2 separate regions of the Homo sapiens genome follow, and region 2 is linked to region 1. Evidence: read pairs that join two places in POLR2A ChIA-PET (ENCODE). Cell type or tissue: PC-9. All regions are shown on one strand. Links, peaks and the distances in the headings refer to the core of each region. The heading gives the core; the rest is flanking DNA.

The links. ChIA-PET counts read pairs that join two places held together with the same protein. Peaks named below come from ENCODE experiments on the same cell type or tissue, not always from the same donor. Only the 100,000 strongest peaks of a DNase experiment are listed, where the experiment ranks them.
Region 2: POLR2A ChIA-PET joins it to region 1 with 10 read pairs; 2 of 35 experiments call an interaction of 5 or more read pairs at or near these places.

What each region holds. Positions count from the first base shown.
Region 1 is chr9:132,978,423-132,988,484 of GRCh38, reverse strand. GFI1B (growth factor independent 1B transcriptional repressor) reads right to left here and starts at 9,791. Exons shown (of 7, transcript NM_001377304.1): 1 at 9,644-9,791; 2 at 1,707-1,826; 3 at 1,066-1,203; 4 at 17-288. The coding sequence starts at 1,806. In PC-9, for the core only: no CTCF peak of the experiment used is centred there; no DNase peak of the experiment used is centred there; H3K27me3 peaks cover 3,794 bases.
Region 2 is chr9:133,144,416-133,154,477 of GRCh38, reverse strand. It overlaps GBGT1 (globoside alpha-1,3-N-acetylgalactosaminyltransferase 1 (FORS blood group)), which reads left to right. Exons shown (of 7, transcript NM_021996.6): 7 at 217-1,530. The coding sequence ends at 901. It also overlaps a transcript of RALGDS not described here. Among named protein-coding and RNA genes, the nearest start is that of GBGT1, 14 kb to the left of the region's middle. RefSeq lists silencers at 4,942-5,451, 5,482-5,571, 9,713-9,832, 9,863-9,962 and an enhancer at 4,981-5,628. In PC-9, for the core only: CTCF peaks have their summits at 4,779 (motif pointing right) and 6,838 (motif pointing right); DNase peaks (open chromatin) are centred at 4,967 and 6,717; H3K4me3 peaks cover 2,194 bases; H3K27ac peaks cover 1,702 bases.

The DNA.
Region 1 (10,062 bases), core at 2,994-6,993:
ACCCCCCGCTGCCCACCTTGTTGCACTTCACACAGTGGTACGCATCCATGCCTGGGGAGTAGCGGAGGCTGAAGTCCAAGGCGGGCTCAGTGCTGGGCACAAGAGGACTGCCGTACAGGCTGACGGAGTGCTCCAGGAAGGCTGACTGCATGGTGGAGGGGGCCTGCCGGTAGCTGTGGCCATAGGTTGTGGCCAAGGTGTCCCAGGAGAAGCTAGGCTTGTAGAATGGGGGTGAGTCGGACAGTGGAGAGTCCCCATCCTGGGGTCGGGACAGCACAATGGGGCCCTCTGTGGAGATAACGACACAGGCCTGGTTACTCATTTAAACACAGGGGGTTGGGCACAGTGGCGTGGCTCATGCCTGCAATTCCAGCACTTTGGGAGGCTGAGGCAAGTGGGTCACTTGAGGTCGGGAGTTCAAGACCAGGCGGACCAACGTGGTGAAACTCTGTCTCTACCAAAAAATACAAAAATTAGCCAGGCGTGGTGGCTCACGCCTATAATCCCAGCTACTAGGGAGGCTGAGGCAGGAGAATTGCTTGAACCTGGGAGGCAGAGGTTGCAGTGAGTTGAGATCGTGCCACTGCACTCCAGCCTGGGCAACAGAGTGAGACACTGTCTCAAAAAATAAAATGAAATAAAATAAACACAGGGCACCCCCTTCCCACCACCCTCTACCACACACCACTACCTTCATCACCTCATGTGGAGGGTTTCAGGGTGTCAACCCAGATACTTACTGCCAGGAATGTCTGGGTCCTCACTGTGGCTCCTCAGCTTTTCCAGCCCAGAGACACCCCCAGCCTCACTCCACAGTGCCCACCTCACTCCCTGCACGGACCGGCCCAGCTGCTGCTTCTGGCCTCTTCTCCCACCTAGCCCACATCCGGGAATTAGCTCCCTGTCTGAGAGGCCCAAGCAGAAGCCACAGAGCCCGGGCTGCATCCAGTGACTTCGTGGGTCCTTCCTGACTCCAGGGCCCCAAGGGGCCCTGCTGCAAGAGTCCCTTCATCCTTCCTCCCCTTGGCACTCCCTGGGGAATGACAGTGGGTCACAGCGGGGTACCTGGTGCCGGGGCCATCCTGGCCAAGTTCTGGTCCTGCTCCAGCTCCGGCTCTCGTTTGAGGTTGGTCCAGTCCAGGCACTGGTTTGGGAATAGAGTGCTAAGGACAGGGCTGTTGCTTGGAGCCTGGTCTCTGGGCACTGTGGGGAGATAGGACCATCAGCATCAATAGCCACGGTTTCTGGGAAGCCCAGAGGGAGCAAGGAGGGCACGCCCTTCCTAGGAGGAGGAGGCCCAGAGAGACAGCCACGTGCCGCTGCTTCTGGCGGCTCACACTCCCGGGCTCTGCCCAGAGCAGGCGGCGGCAAGAAGAGGCCAGGAGGAGACCCCGGGGAAGACTTTGGACCAGTCTGTTTTTCTGAGCAACCCAACTCCAGCCCTAGACTGGGCCTCCAGTGAGGCCCCACATGCCAGTAACTAAGTACTGGCTCCAACCTGACACTCTCGTCTCCCTAACAGGGCAGAAGGGATGAGGGCATCACTCATTTGTCTACTCCTTTCATCTGCAACCCACAGTTACTGCACTCCTGTTTCCAGACTTGGAAGAAGAGGCTGCTGCAGGAGGGACGCTGCTGCACCCTCATCACGCAGAGCAGAGAGCCCCCCGTGGGTGCAGCAGGCGCCAGCCCGGGCTCTGACTCACCCGGGGTAAGGGCAGGAGGCCAGAGCGGTTCATCTTCCTGCACACGGGGCTGGTGGTAGGTGTGAGCCTTCTTGCTCTTCACCAGGAAGGAGCGTGGCATTTTCAGTGTGCACCCCACACCTGCAAGGGGGAGGGATGGGAGCGGTTAGGAAGGACAAGAGAACAATACCCCTCCATATCTCAGAACCTCCTCCTGAGATAAAACACCAGCTATACTGGGTTGAACAGTGGCCCCCAAAGTTCATGTCCACCCAGAACCTGTGAATGTGACCTTATTAGCAATAGGGTGTTTTTGCAGATGTAATCAAGTTATGATGAGGTCATTCCGGGTTAGGATGGGCCCTCAATCCAAGATGACTCGTGTCCTTATAAGAAGATGGAAATTTGGACCCAGAGACACAGACACCCAGGGAGAACGCCGTGTGCCGACAACAGAGCAGAGAGTGACACTTCTATCAGCCAGAGAATGCCAGGCAGTGCCGACAGCCGCCAGAACTCGGAGCTTCTATCAGCCAGAGAATGCCAGGCAGTGCCGACAGCCGCCAGAACTCAGAGAGGGGCATGAAACCCTCTCCCCTGGCGTCTGCAGAAAGAACCCACTTTGCGGACACCTCGATTTTGGATTTCTAGATCCCAGAACCATGAAAGAATAAATTTCTGTTGGTTTTAAGCCACCTGTTTGTGCTATTTTGTTACGGCAGCTACAAATCCTAACTTCCCTCACTGCTCCTTCACCAGGAAATGAATGCATCGCCCCCTAGAAAACGCTCAGACAAGCCTGCTCCCATTGGCATGACCTGGGCTGCAATGGAGCAGAAAAGGAAAGGCAGGGACTGGGGTCTCCCTCTGTGACACACAGTGGACCCCAATTCTAGAAAGCTACATTTGGGTACCAGTGAGATTCACCTTCAGAGGCCATAGAAACGGGTGGTCTGAGCTTAGGTTTTGGAATCAGTGGTTCGTGGGTTAGAATCTCAGTTCACTTGCTGTGCAATTTGGGACACACACTTAACCTCTCTGGGCCTATCCCCTTTGCTGTAAGTGGGGATGTCCAGGCTTGCAGTGCTGACAGGTGCATCACAGGTGTTCAGTGTCTATCACTGGGGGCTCTGGCAGAGAAGCTGCAGCAAACGAGGGGACATTGCCAATCCACGTGCTCCTGCAAGCCGCAAGCCACAGCCGCCAGAGCACGGCTGCGCCTTGTCCACAGCCCTGGCCCAGAGTCTGTTCCCTAGAGAGACAGGGGCTTTCTCTCTCTGAGGAGTGGGGTGTGGGGACTCAAGACCTGAGAGGACCCCCAACTCCACTGCACCTGGAGGCCTGAGGCTTCATGGACACAGGAGAAGAGGCGAACAGCCCCCAGCTTCCGTGGGCAGCCCAGCATCACTACCAACCCCACCAGTCAGGGAGTGGGAGAAGAAACCAAGGACCACATCAGTCAAGGGACCATCCCAGGCAGAGTCAGGGAGTGACAGGGCTGGACCAACTTGACCACCCCAGGACTCCTGGCTTCCCCTGCAGAGCCCTCTGGAGCTGAGAGCCCTGCCTGGCCCCCAGAATGGTTCACATCCCTGCACTCAGCCTGTGAGGTTCCCCCGGGCACTCTGGAGAGCATCTTCTGGTGGTCCTCTATCCTTTCTGCCCCCACGCTGCACCCAGGCCGACACCAGGCCCATGCCTGAGGCGTCAGAGGAGTCCCACCCCCCCACCCCTTGGGCCAGCCGCCATGCAAGGCTGCAGGGGTGATAGGGTCCGGAGAAGGCGGGAGAGGGATCACAGCTGCTTCAGAACAGCAGTGAGGGCCTGGGTGATAAGGCCTTGGCCCAGGAGCAGGGTGGGAGGTGGGAGATTAGAGAATGCAGCTTGGAAAAGGGCCAGGGACTCACCCCTTCCCCAAGGAGATGAACCACAGCCAGGCAGAAGAGGGACCCGACTATGCCCAGGCCTGCTTCCCCCTGGCCCAGAGCCTGGGGGCATCAAGAGTTTGGACTGGGGGCTCTGCACAGGGGGCCAAGCTCAGGCCCAGCCCTTGCCTGCTGTAAGGCTCATCACTGAGCCTCAGTGCTCATATCTGCTAAACGGGGATCCCAATCCAACCACATGGGATGGTGGGGAGCGAGAAAGGACCTTTATCCATCAGGAGCGAGTGTGAGAGGTGCTCAGCATGTGCTCCCCCGCATCCCAGCACCCAGCCCACTGCAGGTGCATTCAAAGGACGGGGTAAGCCCTGTGCCAAGGGCTGCAGCAGCCTCCCAGAAGCCAGGGCCGCGCTCAAGGCCCTGTACTCTCTGAGCTCTAAAATTAGGAGAAAGGACCTTGAAGGCCTCTGGGGTCCCTTCCCGCGGTCAGATTCTCGGCTCTCTGAACACAGGCTCGGGCCGGGGGCAGCCCACGGCCTTATCTCCCAGGGACACGTCTTCCTCCTCTTGCCTCCTCCCCCTCCCTCACCAGGGCTCCCCACACCCCCCTTCCTTCCCGCTTTTAACTCTTCTTCGCTTCAAGAAAGCCCATGGGGAGGCCAGACCCTAGGGGGAGAGGAGGGGACCCAGTGAGCAGGAGGAGGACTGGGGGTGTGGGGTTCCCCTTGCACTTTGTTTTGAGGGGGCCTGTGAGGGTCATGGTTTGCCTATCAAAATATCAAAAGATGATCCTTTTTTGCGCATAATATTTATGAGGAAATCAACTAGAACCAAAGGTACTCGCCAAGGCTTCTGTGATAGAAGAGGAGCTGGTCAAACCTTCTGGCAGGGGGCTGCTTAGCCTGCCTTGTTTATTACACCTTTAATTCTGATGCTTAATCCAGATGCTGAGTCCCGCTGCTGTCCCATTTTATAAAGAAGGAGCTGAAGCCTGGAGGGCTCAGGACCCTGGGGCAGAGTGAGCAGGGAAGGACTGGGGTCTGTCTGGCCCCAGGCCTCCATGCTCTTGACTTTCAGCCCAGCAGGTGGGCAGTTACTCGGTGCAGAATGGGTGCCAAGTGCTGGGCAGTGCCCGGCATGGGCTTCTCTCTGCAGAGGGAGTGGAGCCGACGTGCTAGGGATGAAAACAGCAGTTTGAAGCTCCCTCGTGTGCCCGTGTCAAGCAGTGTCTTCCCAGGTTGCAGGTGGGAAAACTGAGGTGCAGAGAGGAAAGTGACTCAGACCCAGGGCTCCTGGCCTGTTAGGATTTTACTCTCAAGCCACTGTGCCACCCAGCACTGTCAGAGGTCCTCACAGCACCCGGTGAACACCGCCTGCAGCACAGAGGGAAATGCAGGGTGCTGGGGCAAGAGGGGAGAAAAATCAGGCCGGGTGCAGTGGCTCACACCTGTAATCCCAACATTTTGGGAGGCCGAGGCGGACGGATCACAAGATCAGGAGTTCGAGACCAGCCTAGCCAACACAGTGAAACCTCGTCTCTACAAAAAATACAAAAATTAGCCGGGCATGGTGGCACTTGCCTACAGTTCCAGCTACTCAGGAGGCTGAGGCAGGAGAATCGCTTGAACCCGGGAGGCGGAGGTTGCAGTGAGCCGAGATCACACCACCACTGCACTTCAGCCTGGGTGACAGAGCCACACTCTGTCTCAAAAAAAAAAAAAAAAAAAAAGGAGGGAGAAAAATCAAACCCTCTGACCCTCAAGTCTTTTCCAGGCTCCTAAAAGACCCACATGGCTCCTGAAGAGTCTTGGTGGGGCCAGGCCAGGGACAGACTTCCCTTCAGGAAGCATTGGTATTCTCCTGGGCTCAGGGCCTAAGGAGAACCCAGGTCAACTGACTCTAACCCTGGGCCCCACAACAAGGACACTTTCTAGCGCTCATGAGCCCTGGCCAAGCACTTTTCACTTAGGCACAGGGCAAGATGGGGCTGGCTTCTGGGGTTCTCCAGCCTCAGGAAGGTGATTCTCATGCTTCTTCTAGTGATCTCCCCTGAGCCCCACACCCGCTTTCTTGCCTCCCCCCAGTGTTCTCTCCCCTGAGCTTGGCAAGTGACAGTGACACAGCCAACGCCACGGCCAAGCCCTCTGGCTCACAGAGGGGCCAAATGCACCCGGTGAACTTCCTTTTGGCCCCTGTTAGCAGAGTTGTTTTTTTTTTAAAGAAAAAACAGGAACCAATCACCTATACTGTAGTTAATTAACAACCACTTGGTTTTGATTGACATGAACTCCGTTCTGAGAAGGAGCTAAGAGCAGAGATTATGAAAGAAGCTCAGGAATTCTTCATAAAACAGAGGACTTGATGGTATCGGACCTCCGGAAAGAGGCTCACTGTTATCACTCCATAACCCCCGATCCTGATAGAGTCCCCCTGACCCTGAGTCAGAATCTCAGTCAGTGCTTCTTGAAGACAGGCGACCCTGCACCCTGGCAGGAGCCAGCACCCTAACTTCCAGTTGGACTTGGGTCAACAGGCCTGTGATGTCCCTGTAATGAGGCCCCTTTGTTGCCCAAGGAGTTGAGTCTGATTTGGGGTCCTGGAGCTTGTGACCGCATCAGCCACCAACCTGGGGCTTGGTTTTCCTATCTCTTAAAAGGGACGGTTGGGCTAAGAGATTTCTAAACTTCCCTTTTGCTCTAAAATCCCATGTAGAATTCGTTGACCTTCAGTGAGAGATTGAACCACCTTGACTAAAAGACTTGTCACTCGGGTTCCCCTTTTGGGAGGGTTGGGTAAGACTCAGCTGGTTCTCAGGGTCAGCTACAGAGAACCTTTTTGACTTCCTTTATGTTTAAAGACTCAAGGGAGGCCGGGCGTGGTGGCTCACGCCTGTAATCCCAGCACTTTGGGAGGCCAAGGCAGGCGGATCACCTGAAGTCAGGAGTTCAAGACCAGCCTGGCCAACATGGGGAAACCCCGTCTCTACTAAAAATACAAAACTTAGCTGGGTGTGGTGGCAGGCACCTGTAATCCCAGCTACTCGGGAGGCTGAGGCTGGAGAATCACTTGAACCCAGAAGGCGGAGGTTGCGGTGAGCCCAGATGGCGCCACTGCACTCCAGCCTGGGTGACACAGCGAGACTCTGTCAAAAAAAAAAAAGATTCAAGGGGAAAACAAGACTTGTCCGTGGAGGAGTCGGGGGAAAATGAGCCCAGGTCAGGCCCAGGGGCCCCAGCAGAAAGTAATCATCATCATCATCACCATCATTATTATTATTATTTTGAGACAGAGTCTCACTCTGTCACCTGGGCTGGAGTGCAGTGGTTTGATCTTGGCCCACTGTAACCTCCACCTCCCAGGCCCAAGCGATCCTCCCATCTTAGCTTCTCGAGTAGCTGGGACTACAGGCATGCACCACCACAGTTGGCTAATTTTTGTATTTTTTGTAGAGACGGGGTTTTGCCATGTTGCCCAGGCCGGTCTAAATCATCATTTTTATTTGAAATTTAGAAGGAGTTCTCAAATGTCTCCTCCAAAGCTCAGAGAATGCAATGTCAAAAGTGAGTGAATCTACTTCTGGGTATAGACCCAAAATCATTGGAAGGGGAGACTCAAAGAGATATCTGCATACTCATGTTTATAGCAGCACTATTCACAATAGGCAAAAAGTGGAAGCAACCCAGGTTTCATGGCAGATGAATGTCCAAACAACATGTGGTCTATGGCCAGACTTAGTGGCTCACACCTGTAATCCCAGCACTGTGGGAGGCCGAGGTGGGCAGATCACCTGAGGTCAGGAGTTCCAAGACAAGCCTGGCCAAAATGGCGAAACCCCACCTCTACTAGAAATACAAAAATCAGCCAGGCATGGTGGTGGGTGCCTGTAATCCCAGCTACCCAGGAGGCTGAGGCAGGAGAATCGCTTGAACCCGGGAGGCAGAGGTTGCAGTGAGCCAAGATCGCACCATGGCACTCCAGCTTTGTGACAGAGACTCTGTCTCAAACAAACAAACAAACAAACAAAATGTGGTCTAGACATATGATTGAACATTATTCGGCCTTAAAAAGGAAGGAAATGCTGGCGCATGCTACAACATGGATGAACCTGAAGGATTTATGCTAAGTGAAATAAGCCAATCACAAAAGGACAAATACTGTGTGATTCCTTATATGAGTCCCTAAAATAGGCAATTTCATAGAGACAGAAATAGATAGAGGTTGCCAGAGGTGAGGGGAAGGGAATGGAAGTTACTGTGTAATAGGTATGAAGTTTCAGCTTTATGAGATGAAACAGTTCTGTGGATGGATGGTGGTGATGGTTGCACAGCCATGTGGGTGTACTTAATACCATTGAATGGTACGCTTGAAAATGGCTAAAACGGGAAATTTTATGTTATATGTATTTTATCAAAATAAAAAGACAAGTGAGTGAATGAAACTCTTTCTGCATATCTCTATATTATAGACTAAAGCAGCTCCCATTGGCTTGAATTCCTGGCAAGGAACACACGAAAAGCCTCCCTCTAGACTAAGAGGGGGTGGTGTTTGCTGATGTTTCAACCAAGGGTCTGGATATTGTGGCACAGACAGTGAAGAATCCCATTTGATCAGGCTGTTTTCCCTGGGTGATCTGGAGCCATCTGGTCCCAGAGCCTTTGAAAATCCTTGTACTGTCCAATAAGATTCCCACCCACCCTACCCTGCCCCGCTGAAAGCTTCGGGGCAATGGTCTGCGCTGGTTTTGAGTGATTCCATTAATCAAACCGAAACCAGGTATAGCTCTCCAATGTTCCCCAAGAACTCTCTTCAGGAAGACCAAACTCTGACAGAAAGAGCAAGGGGAATTACGCATTTTCTTGTCCAAAGAATTCCTTCTGCAATACTTCCGAGGACAAGAAACTTGACACTTTGCTAGACTTGGAAGAAATATTCTGCCTGTTGCCTACTAAGAAACATGCAGGCGCGTCCAGGCGGTCAGGTGCAGCTCAGCTGGCTTCTAATATCTACCAGACTCATGCCCACAGATTGTAATCGAATTTACTCCCTAAGAACTCGTGAAAGCTCTGGACTTTCTCCCCGGAAAAATGTACACGGGCACATACCCACGGCGATTCTGCAGACCTCCTCTTCACAAGTCCTGTTTTAGAGTGAGCATGTCTCCTCAGATGCCTCAACACTTAAACTTGGTTTTTTTTCTCCAAAAATAGGTGGAAAGGGCTAACAACAGCCACAGGGAAAGGCGAGCTGAAACAGTACCTCTCCATGGTCGGTCCTATTGTTCCTGGAGCCTGGGCAGTGTGTGGGAGAGGGCAGCCCTGTCATCTCCCCTTAGTAGGCTCTGGAGGGGAGAGCGCCTGACTCTCAAAGTGTCCTGGGAATTTGGCTGGGCGCAGTGGCTAATGCCTGTAATCCCAACACTTTGGGAGGCTGAGGCAGGTGGATCGTTTGAGGTCAAGAGTTCGAGACCAGCCTGGCCAACATGGTGAAACCCGTCTCTACTAAAAATACAAAAATTAGCCAGGCGTGGTAACACGCGCCTGTAATCCCAGCTACTTGGGAGGCTGAGGCAGGAGAATCGCTTGAATTCGGGAGGCAGAGGTTTCAGTGCAATCGCACCACTGCGCTCCAGAGTCTCACTCTGTCTCAAAAAAAAAAAAAAAAAAAAAAAAAAAAGTGTCCCAGGAACTTTAGTCAAGTCCCTAAAGTCTGGGACTGTCTCCGAGGGGGAACACAACTCAGGCACTTGGAAGTGTGTCTCCCTGAGCACTGCCCAGGTCCCCAGGACAGCTGGGTTGTGGGTATGACTTTGTGCCCGAAGGTGACGTCTGTCAGCCTAAAATCAAATTTTGAAAAGTGTTTCTGCGCAGCCGGCAAAGGCGCAATTCCTAGCACAGTGGCTCAGACGAGGCTACGTCCTCACCCTGTTTCTCCCTTGGCTCCTTGCCTTCCAGAGCTTTTCCAGCCCACCTCACCTTTCCTAGGACCGCAGGAGGAGCCAGGGAGCCTGCTGTGAAGCCACCTGCGGCGCACAGGCACATTTCAAAACAAAAGCGTAGAAACGCATCCTCCAGCACTCACCTGTCCGGAGCTGTCCCTCGCCTGGGTTCTGCCGGAGCTTCCCGAGGTGGGAACTGCAAAGCCTCTCTCGGGACTGGCCTCCACTCTGTCAACTGTGTGACTCTTTGCACAAATAGATACTTCTCCTTTTTGCTCTGTCTCTCTGTGTGTTTTTCCTCTTCTGTTCCCCTCCCTGATTTTCAATCTGATTATTTGTGTCAAAATCTGGCGGTGAACAAGCAGCCAATGAAGAGAGCGCGGGAGCTCAGCCGTATTTGCTTATCAAAACTTTCCAGGACACAAGACTTCGAATTCTCATTTCTAACCCTCGACACTTGGAGCGGCACGCTTTCTCTCTGCAGAGAAATTCAGAATTTCGCTGGAAATTTTGAATAACATCTGCACAAAAAGAAAGTGATGGCTAAATTATTAAATTTTAA
Region 2 (10,062 bases), core at 3,421-7,420, 170 kb before region 1:
ATAAGAATCTCTACCAGGAACATGCTTACAACAGCCGTAAGAGGCTGGTACTAGCATTTTGGGAATTGGACAAATGAGGACCCAGAGGGCCAGAGCAGAGTGACATCTTGAGATGGGGAGCTGGTAAGTGGACCCCAGCCTGGCTGACCCCAGCACACAGTGGGGACCCTGGCAGGCTGCTGGTGTAGCAGTGGGTGACCGGGTGATCATCACTAGGTACACTCATTTCATCCAGTCCTTCCTGGAGTCAGCCGAGGAGTTCTTCATGCGTGGGTACCGGGTGCACTACTACATCTTCACTGACAACCCTGCAGCCGTTCCCGGGGTCCCGCTGGGTCCCCACCGGCTTCTCAGCTCCATCCCCATCCAGGGTCACTCCCACTGGGAGGAGACATCCATGCGCCGGATGGAGACCATCAGCCAGCACATTGCTAAGAGGGCTCACCGGGAGGTGGACTACCTCTTCTGCCTTGATGTGGACATGGTGTTTCGGAACCCGTGGGGCCCTGAGACCTTGGGAGACCTGGTGGCTGCCATTCACCCAAGCTACTACGCCGTTCCCCGCCAGCAGTTCCCCTATGAGCGCAGGCGTGTTTCCACTGCCTTTGTGGCAGACAGCGAAGGGGACTTCTATTATGGTGGGGCAGTCTTCGGGGGGCAGGTGGCCAGGGTATATGAGTTTACTAGGGGCTGCCACATGGCCATCCTGGCGGACAAGGCCAATGGCATCATGGCTGCCTGGCGGGAGGAAAGCCACCTGAACCGTCACTTCATCTCAAACAAGCCGTCCAAGGTGCTGTCCCCCGAGTACCTCTGGGACGACAGGAAGCCCCAGCCACCCAGCCTGAAGCTGATCCGCTTTTCTACACTGGACAAGGATATCAGCTGCCTGAGGAGCTGACCACGGAGCTGGGGGTTGCCATGGATGGGGACCCAAAGACCTGCAGCCACCAGTGCTTCACTAGCGTGCAGACCAGCCCTGTCCCGCCTCCCTGTCAGTCAGGCGAATTCAACCGGAAAAGGGACGTGGAAAGGCCACTGTGAACTGCAGAGGGCTGTGCACACAGTAGCACACAGGATCTCACAGTAACGCGGCATGGGAACAGTGAGACAGGGGGAGGGGAGGCGCAGTTACAAAGGCAGGGCCCGGCAGGCTTGCCACGTTCTGCAGCCGTGCCTTTGCGGGGCAGGCTCTGAAGCCTCAGCCCGACTCAGAGTGCCTGAACCCTGCCGCGCCAGTCCCCCGTTTATTGCATATTGCCCTTAACGTAGCATTTCTAATACCCTGGTGTGAAGGCGCCCTAGACCCCTTTTCTCTGGTCACAGGGGTCCTGGGTCCTTTGATGTCTCCCAACCACATGTAGCCAATTCCTCACTCAGGCCCCCAGAGTGAGCCTTTGAAATGGAACAGGTCTAGGCTCCCTCGGTTTCCTGCACCCCAAAGTGAGCCGCACTCTCAGGGGACTAGCCACCTCCTTCTTAAGAGGGTTTGGGGCAGTTTATAATAAAGGGGGCGTGTGCTCAACCCTAGCTAGGGTGATTTTTTTTGTTTTGTTTTTGTTTTTTTTGAGACCGAGTTTCGCTCTTGTCACCCAGGCTGGAGTTCAGTGGCGTGATCTTGGCTCACTGCAACCTCTGGCTCCCAGGTTCAAGCGATTCTCCTGCCTCAGACTCCCAAGTAGCTGGGATTACAGGTGCCCGCCACACCCAGTTAATTTTTGTATTTTTAGTAGAGACGGGGTTTCACCGTGTTGGCCAGGCTTGTCTCAAACTCCTGGCCTCAAGTGATCCACCTGCCTCGACCTCCCAAAGTGCTGGGATTACAGGTGTGAGCCACTGTGCCCGGCCACTAAGGTGGTTTTTACCTGCACATCCAGCCTGCCTGTGTCCCCAGTGTCTGTTCCATCAGGCAGTGGGGACACAGGCAGACTGGAAGTCAAACACAATCGAATAGGGATATAGTTACTCCAGAAAATCTGAGCTAAAGCTAGAGGCTACAACGGACAGGATTTCATTCCAGTTCTCCAGGGAGACTGGGTGAAGTGGAGCATGCTGGCAGAGCCACCACACTCCCAACTGTGTAGAGGGGTATGGAGCCCAGCAGCCGGACAACCCTGGGAGCTCCCGTATCCAGGGTCACTGCAGCCCTGTGAGGTCACCAGTGGGCGTGGGACTCTGAGCCAATGGTGCAGGCCAGGATTAGAGGGCATGGGAAGATGACCTCTCCAGTCTGGATCCAGAAGGACTTCAGAGGCCTACAGTGTGGTTCTGTCTGCCTGGCCACGCAGAGATGGGGTGGGGTATGGGTTCAGGGCTTGGCGGCCTGGTGCTCACCGCCCTGGAGACAGCAGCATCTTTTTCATGGAAGGAGAAGACAGAAAGGAGGGTGGGGTAGACTCTGGTCATACTGGAACGGGCAGGCACCCACCCACTTGGTCACCCGTGGAAAAGCTGGGGCCAGCCCTGAGTTCATTCTTCCTTCACCTGTGGTTTGGCTGGCGAGCAGGGACAGACCCGAAGAGCGTGGACAGATGGAGTGACCAGTTGGAGGAGACAGACTGGGCTGGAGAGGCCTGGAGTCTTGAAGGGGCACTGAGTGCCTCCTGGGCAGAGGGGCAGGAATGGAACCATGGCCTCTGTGTCCCTCATAGGGAGCACCTGCTCCAGGGGAGGGGTTCTGTGCTGAAGGAGTAGGCCCTGCCTCCGAGGAGCTTCTGTTGAAAGCACAGAGAGGGCCATGGAGCGCTGGACTCAGCTGGGTGGATGGCTGGGAGATGGGGGACCTGAGGTGACAGCAGACTCTGAGGCCTGGGCAGCTCCACCTAGCAGGGGAGAAGTCCCCCATACCCCCCTCACCCCACTTACACCCAGCTTTACCCCTGGCACACCCTCCCGGGTGGGAGTCCCTGACTCATTTTCAGTAGAGGAAACTGAGACTCTGAGAGGTCACCATGAGCTTGCCTGTGATGTGGCTCAGCTGCAGGTTTGAACCCAGGTCATCTGGGTTCAAGACTGTGCTCTGCACAGGGTGGGAGGAGTGCAGCTCTGAAGGTGAGTGCATTGTGGAGGAGGATACAGGGAGGGGCAGTGCTGGCAGGGGGCTCTGAGAGGGGCAGGGGCTTGATGGGGTCCCTGGGTCAGGATGGCCCCAGGAGGCTAGAGTTGGGGTATAGGGACCAGGTCACACAGGGTTCTGAATGCCAGGCTAGGAGGCAGGGGTCACCGCAGGCCTGTCCCAGCAGGGGGATCAATATATATGGGGCCCAAGCGCTGGACTCAGGGGATACCTGGCCAGCGAGGCCCCAACACAGGATGAGGCCTCTGATGACCAGCTCGGGGATGAGTGACGGGGAAGAGCCATGAAGTGGGGGTCACCACGCACAGCAGGGCCTGGCCACTTACAGCTGAGTGGCCTGCAGTGCTGGTGCCTTGGCTCTGGTATAAAATTGAATGAAGCCGGGCACAGTGGCTCACGCCTGTAATTGCGGCACTTTGGGAGGCCAAGGCAGGAGGATCTCTGGAGCCCAAGAGTTCCAAACCAGCCTGGGCAACATAGTGAGACTTCATCTCTACATAGTTTTTTTAAAAATAAAAAAGGCCGGGCACAGTGGCTCACGCCTGTAATCCCAGCACTTTGGGAGGCCAAGGTGGGCAGATTACGAGGTCAGAAGTTCCAGACCAGCCTGGCCAACATAGTGAAACCCCGCCTCTACTAAAAATACAAAAATTAGCCGGGTGTGATGGCACATGCCTGTAGTCCCAGCTACTCGGGAGGCTGAGACGGGAGAATCACTTGAACCTGGGAGGTGGAGGTTGCAGTGAGCTGAGACTGTGCCATTGCACTCCAGTCTGGGTGACAGAGTGAGACTCTGTCTCAAAAAAATAAAATAAATAAATAAATCAAAAGGGTTGGCCAGGCAAAGTGGCTCACGCCTGTAATCCCAACACTTTGGGAGGCCGAGGAGGGCAGATCACCTGAGGTCAGAAGTTCGAGACCAGCCTGGCCAATATGGTGAAACTCTGTCTCTACTAAAAACACAAAAATTAGTCGGGCGTGGTGGTGGCAGCGTGCACCTGTAATCCCAGCTACTTGGGAGGCTGAGACAGGAGAATCGCTTGAACCCAGGAGGCAGAGGTTGCAATAAGCCGTGATCTAGCCACTGCATTCCAGCCTGGTCGACAAGAAGGAGACTGCGGCTGGTGCAGTGGCTCATGCCTGTAATCCCAGCACTTTGGGAGGCCAAGGTGGGAGGATCACCTGACGTCTGGAGTTTGAGACCAGCCTGGCCAACATGGTGAAACCCCATCTCTACTAAAAATACAAAATTAGCCGGGCGTGGTGGCAGGTGCCTGTAATCCCAGCTACTCAGGAGGCTGAGGCAGGAGAATTGCTTGAACCTGGGACGTGGAGGTTGCAGTGAGCCGAGATCGCGCCATTGCACTCCAGCCTGGGGGACAAGAGTGAGACTTCGTCTCAAAAAACAAACAAACGAGACTCCATCTCAAAAACAAAAGTAAATAAAAAATAAAAAGGGACGAAATCAGTTAGCCCTAATAACACTGACTACCCCCAACAGTCGCTCAACCCCAGTGTGAGGCCTCCTTCCCCCAGGCTCCCTTGAGCCCCATCTTACACCAGCTGAAGCTGCAGCTGGACCTTGTGGTCCCGGGTGCTGTCAGGGAAGACAAGGAGGGAGGTGGGGAAGAGGAGGGGAAGGGGAGACCTGACTTTCTCCCTGCCCAGGCTGAGTTCGCTGTCACCTCGGGTCCCCCAGCTCCCAGCCATCCGCCGAGCCGAGTCCAGCAGGTGGCATCGGGGTGCTGGGCGCCAGGGTGAACGTGTATATTTGGTGACGCCGGCGCGCCGACTCAGCGGCCCCCGCCTGGCTGGGGCGAGGTTGGCCCTAGGTCCTAGCGGGGTGGGGAGTACTGAGCAGGCGGCTGGGGCGGACGGACACGTGAGATCGGCCGCACATGGCGCTGGGAGCGTGGCGCGTGCGCGCGGCGAAGCGGAGTGACGTGCACGCGCTGTCTGCGGTCCCGCGCAGGCCCCGTGTGCGCGCCCGGCCTTGGACAACAGGCCCGGCTGCCCCGCGGGGGGAACACCCGCGTCGGCCCGCGGGAGGGAGGCCTGAGCGCGCCCCCGAGCGCGTCCCCGAGCTCACGCGGCGGGGCGCGCCCCTCGCACCTGCGGGCGGGCTGGGGCGGGGCCGCGGCTGTCCCCGCCCACCCGGGCCCGAGCCCGGGGAGCCGGGGCGGAACCGAGCGGCGAGGCCCGAGCGGCCGGAGCGCGGCGCGGCGCAGACAATGGGAGCGGCGCTGGCGGCTGCCGGGGCGGCCCCGAGGGCCGCAGAGTCCTGGGCCCGGCGGGGACCGGAGGCCGCGCCATGAGCCCCGCAGCCGGGCGCACCCCTGCGCCGCGCGCGGGCCCAGGCGAGCGGCCTCTGCGAGCCCCGGGTCCCGCCCTGGGGCCGGCGATGTGCCACCGAGGCTGAGGATGATGGTAGATTGCCAGGTGAGTGCGCGCCGTCCCCAGCCTCGCGTCGCGGGTGGAGGGAGGACCGTATGCCCCAGCCCACACCCACCGGGGGGAGGGAGCCCGGCGCCGCGTCCACGCTGAGCGTGCGCTTACGCAGCTCCGCGTCCAACCCCGCCCGGGACAGTAGGGAAACTGAGGACAGGAGAGGGGCAGGGACTCGCCCGGGGCACACGAAGTTGGCGGAGTCCAGAGATGAAGGGAGGGTTCCGGCCTCTTAGGCCAGGAAGGGCTCGGCTCACCCTTCCCGTGGGGTTTGCTTTGGGAATGACAGCCTCTAAGATCCTGGGGACCCCTGCCCATCTCCCATGTGGGCTCATTTGCCTGGGCTTCTCCGCGCACGTACAGGCGCAGGCCTGCGCATACATGCTCACACACACGCAGACACACACACCACACACTTCCTGGGGCTCAGAGTAGGACGGGACGCTGGGGAAGTGACTGGGGGAAAGAAGAAAGAGGGCGGGGGCTACTCTGCCACGGGCAGGGGCATCCAGTACCCAGCAACATGCCTGGGGCCATGGCACGGGGTGGGGGGCAAGGGGAGGACACGCCAGCTTGATGGGCGGGGATTCTCCAAGGTTCCCAGGATCTGTCTGGGCTGGGGCAGCCTGGAGAGGACAGATTGTGGGGTTCTGTGTTCACCGCTGTGATCACCTGGAAGCAGGAAAAGACCCCTTCAGTGTGGACGGGGCTGTAGGAAAGGAAGCCTCAAATTCCTGCTCTATAAATTGGAATGTTTGGCCTGGGTGACTCCAAGGGTCCCACAGGCTCGTAGACGTGTCTGTCGGCCTTAGGTCTCCACTGGGGATGCCCCCACTACCCACCGAGGTCTGTGGAAAATGCCTTCTTCTTGGAGGTTCTTCTGAGCAAGAGAAGCCGGGGGGGCTGAAGGGCTGAGGGCCTGGGGTGGTGCAGAGCGTGGCCAAGCACTGGACAACTCTTGTGGGACAAGACTGTCCTTGTTGGAGCCTCAGGGTTCTTATTTGGAAGTGGGGCCAGAGCCGTTGCCCTGGTTGGAGTGAGGAGGCCTCACGAGTGAACTGGACACCCCAGGACCAGCAGAGGGAAAGAGGGGAGCAAATGAAGCTTCTGAGGCGCCTTGAATTACCCCTGGAGCCTGCAGGTTCTGCTCCTTTGACCCCCTGGGACTCAGGAGAGCTGCTACCTTGACAACACCCAAACAAAGGTGTGTGTTTTGTTTTCTGGGTTTTCTGCCTGAGGCTGCTGCTGCTGTGCTAGTGCCGGCCACCAGGGGGAGGCAGTGCCCACTGTACTCATTGGAGCAACTGGAGTCAGGGAGAGCCCGGCAGGGTCCCTCTGGGGGACCCCGGCCTCTACCCAATGCACACCCCCCATTACTAGCATCCCTCTCCACAATGTTAGCTGCTCAGAGGCGGGAGGGGGCTCCAAGAGCTTCCTCTTTCCCTTCAGCAGGTGTGCCCAAGCACTCACCCTGGGTTGTGGGGGGGCAGCGTTGGGCTTGGGTGTGGCTCTGAAAGTGACCCAGGGGGGCCTGCCCTCCAGAGCTGGCAGTCTGGAGGGGGCGATGGACAGGGCACAAAAGCAAACAGGCACAGAAAGGAAAAAGCAGTGCTGCAGCGAAAATAATGCCGGGGCTGCCATGGAGGGCTGGGGCCTGCTGGGTGGGGATCTGAGAGGTCTCGCTAAGGGGACATCTGTGCTGTGACCAGAAGACAAAGCATGGGCCAGCCCTGCACGAGTCTGGACAGTGTGATGGAGAAGGCTCAGCAGGCAGGGCTGGGAGGCAGAAATGAGTTTGGCCAGAGAGGAGTGAGAAAGGAGGCCAGTGTGGCCCAAGTGAGCTGGGGGTGGGAGGGGCAGCCCAGGGGCCTGTGGACAGCTATGTGACAACACTACCCTAATGTACAGCTTCCAGCAACAGACATTGATCATCACACAGTTTCTGTGGACCCAGATCCAGGGCAGCTCAGCTGGGTGCCTCTGCCCCCAGGTCTCAAGGGAGGCTGGGACTGGGGTCTCATCCATGGCTGGACTGGGCAGGACCCGCCCCCAGGCCATTCTCATGTTATTGGCAGGATTCAGTTTTGACTGAGGGCATCAGTTCTTCTGTGACTGTTGGTGGGGGCCCTCCCTTGGTTCACTGCCATGTGGGTCTCTCTGTAGGGCAGGCAGCTCACGGCATCAGAACTCACTTCCCCAGAGTGAGGGGTGAAGGTGGGGAGGAAAACAAGAGCAAACAAGCAAGACAGAAGTCATAGTTTTTTGTAAATCTTGGAAGTGACCTCACATCACCTGTGCTGTGTTCTGTTGGTGAGAAGCCAGTCACTAAATCCAATCACCCTCGGAGGAAGGGGATCACTCAGCAACTTATGTACCAGGAGGCAGGGATCTCTGGGGCCAGTGTGGAGGCTGCCTGGGACAGTGTCTGAGAGGAGGCAGTCAGGCCTGATTCTAAACATAACGGAGGCTGGGCGCGGTGGCTCACACCTGTAATCTCAGCATTTTGGGAGGCCGAGGCGGGTGGATCACCTGAGGTCAGGAGTTCAACACCAGCCTGGCCAACGTGGTGAAACCCCGTCTCTACAAAAAAGAAATACAAAAATTAGCTGGGTGTCTCGGCAGGTGCCTATAATCCCAGCTACTCCGGAGGCTGAGGCAGGAAAATCACTTGAACCTGGGAGGTGATGAGTGCAGTGAGCCAAGATCATGCCACTGCACTCCAGCCTGGGCGACGGAGCCAGACCCTGTCTCAATAAACAAACGAACAAACAAACAAACAAACATCATGGGAGCCATTGGAAGGTGTTCCCATTGGAAGATGCTCCCATATGCCACAGGGGGCCGATATCTGATTTTTGCTTCATTTTCAACCCGTTCATGGTGCAAATGAGGAAACCAGACCAAGAAGGGAGTGACTTTCCCCAGATCACAGCACCAGTGCCCAGCCTGTCCGACTTGTATTCCGGGCTGTGTCTCGCCCCTGTGAGAAGTTTCTTTCCTCACAGTTGTAAAGGCCAGAGGTCCAAAATCCAGGGGTCAGCAGGACCCTGCAGTCTCTGAAGGCCCTTTTCCTTCCTAATCCTTCCATCTCTAAGTCTGTGAGGCAGCTAACAGGTTTTGTAGTATTGTCTCACATTAGCGTGGTGATGTCCCCAGGAAGTAGACGTTAGAACCATCCCCATTGTGCAGGTCAGGAGACTGGGGAGGCCCTGAAAGGCACAATGGCTAGTTTGGGGTCACAGAACTGGCAAGAGGCAGGAGCTTGGTGACCCAGATGGCTTCCCCTCTCTGAGCCTCAGGGGCTGGGAGCATGAGAACACACTGGTTGGCTGTCCCAGCTCCCAGGGTGGCTGTGAGTACCTGGAAGTGCCCCTTGTCTCCCCTCACACATCTGCCATCACTCTCCCCATTTCCTTAACCCCCAGCACTGCTGCCACTTGATTTTTACGAACATCTGAATATGACGAACATACAGATTTTTACGAACATCTGAATATGACGAAGTAGCAAAGGTGGATATTCACTCATTCATTTCGTATCTGTCTCCTGGGCCCAGGCCATGCCGGGGCGGGGGGTGGGGGTAACAAGAATCCGGGGAGTTGCCAGGGGAAGGGGAAGTGCTCATCTGGGGAGTGCGTGGGCACAGAGAGATTCCAGAAGGAGGTGTCCTGTGGTCGTGGTTGATTCGTGGAGGGGAGGTGTGGTGATGGCACAGAGGGTGATGACTGGGACCAGTGTCTATCGGGTCAGCTTCCTGGGCTGCTGTCACAAAGTGCTGGGTGGCTCAACACAACAGAAATGTATTCTCTCACAGTTCTAAAGGCCAGAAGTCCAAAATCCAGGGGTCAGCAAGGCCATGCTGTCTCTGAAGGTTCTAGGAGAGGATACTTCCTTGCATCTTCCAACCTCTGGTGGCTGCCAGTTTCCTTGGCATTCGTTCCTGGTTTTGTAGACGTGTGACTGCAAACTGTGCCTTCATCAGTTCGTGTCTGTCCGCCTGTGCGTGTCTGTCCAATTTTCCCTGTTATCATAAGGATAGCAGTCATTGGATTAAGGCCCACCCTAATCCAGTATGACCTCATCCGGATTCTATCCGCACAGACCCTATTTCCAAATAAGATCTCATTCACGGGTACCAGAGATCTTTTTGTTCAGGGACACAGTTCAACCCGTAACAGGAGTATTGGGAATGATCCCCCTCCCAAAGGCCGGGTACCCGCGTGCCTACGGGGACTAGGGGAGCAGCGGGGAGTCGGAAGACATCGCAGGAACCCAGCCCCCAGCCAGGGGGTGTGGGGGCGTGAGCGGAGCCCGCCTGCTCCTCAGCTTGGCGCGCTCTGGCGGCAGCACCAGCAGGTGGCGCTGTGCCCTCCCGTGCGGCCGCCCAGCCCGGCGCGGAGCTGCCGCAGACAAAGGTCTCGCTTTCGGGTCGCGAGGAGCTTGCGCACAGCTGTAAACAGGCCAGGGGCACGGCCACCTCATGGGTGACACACACGGGAGGAAATCAAACCAGGCGGGGCCGAGGCGGGGTGACTGGGTGG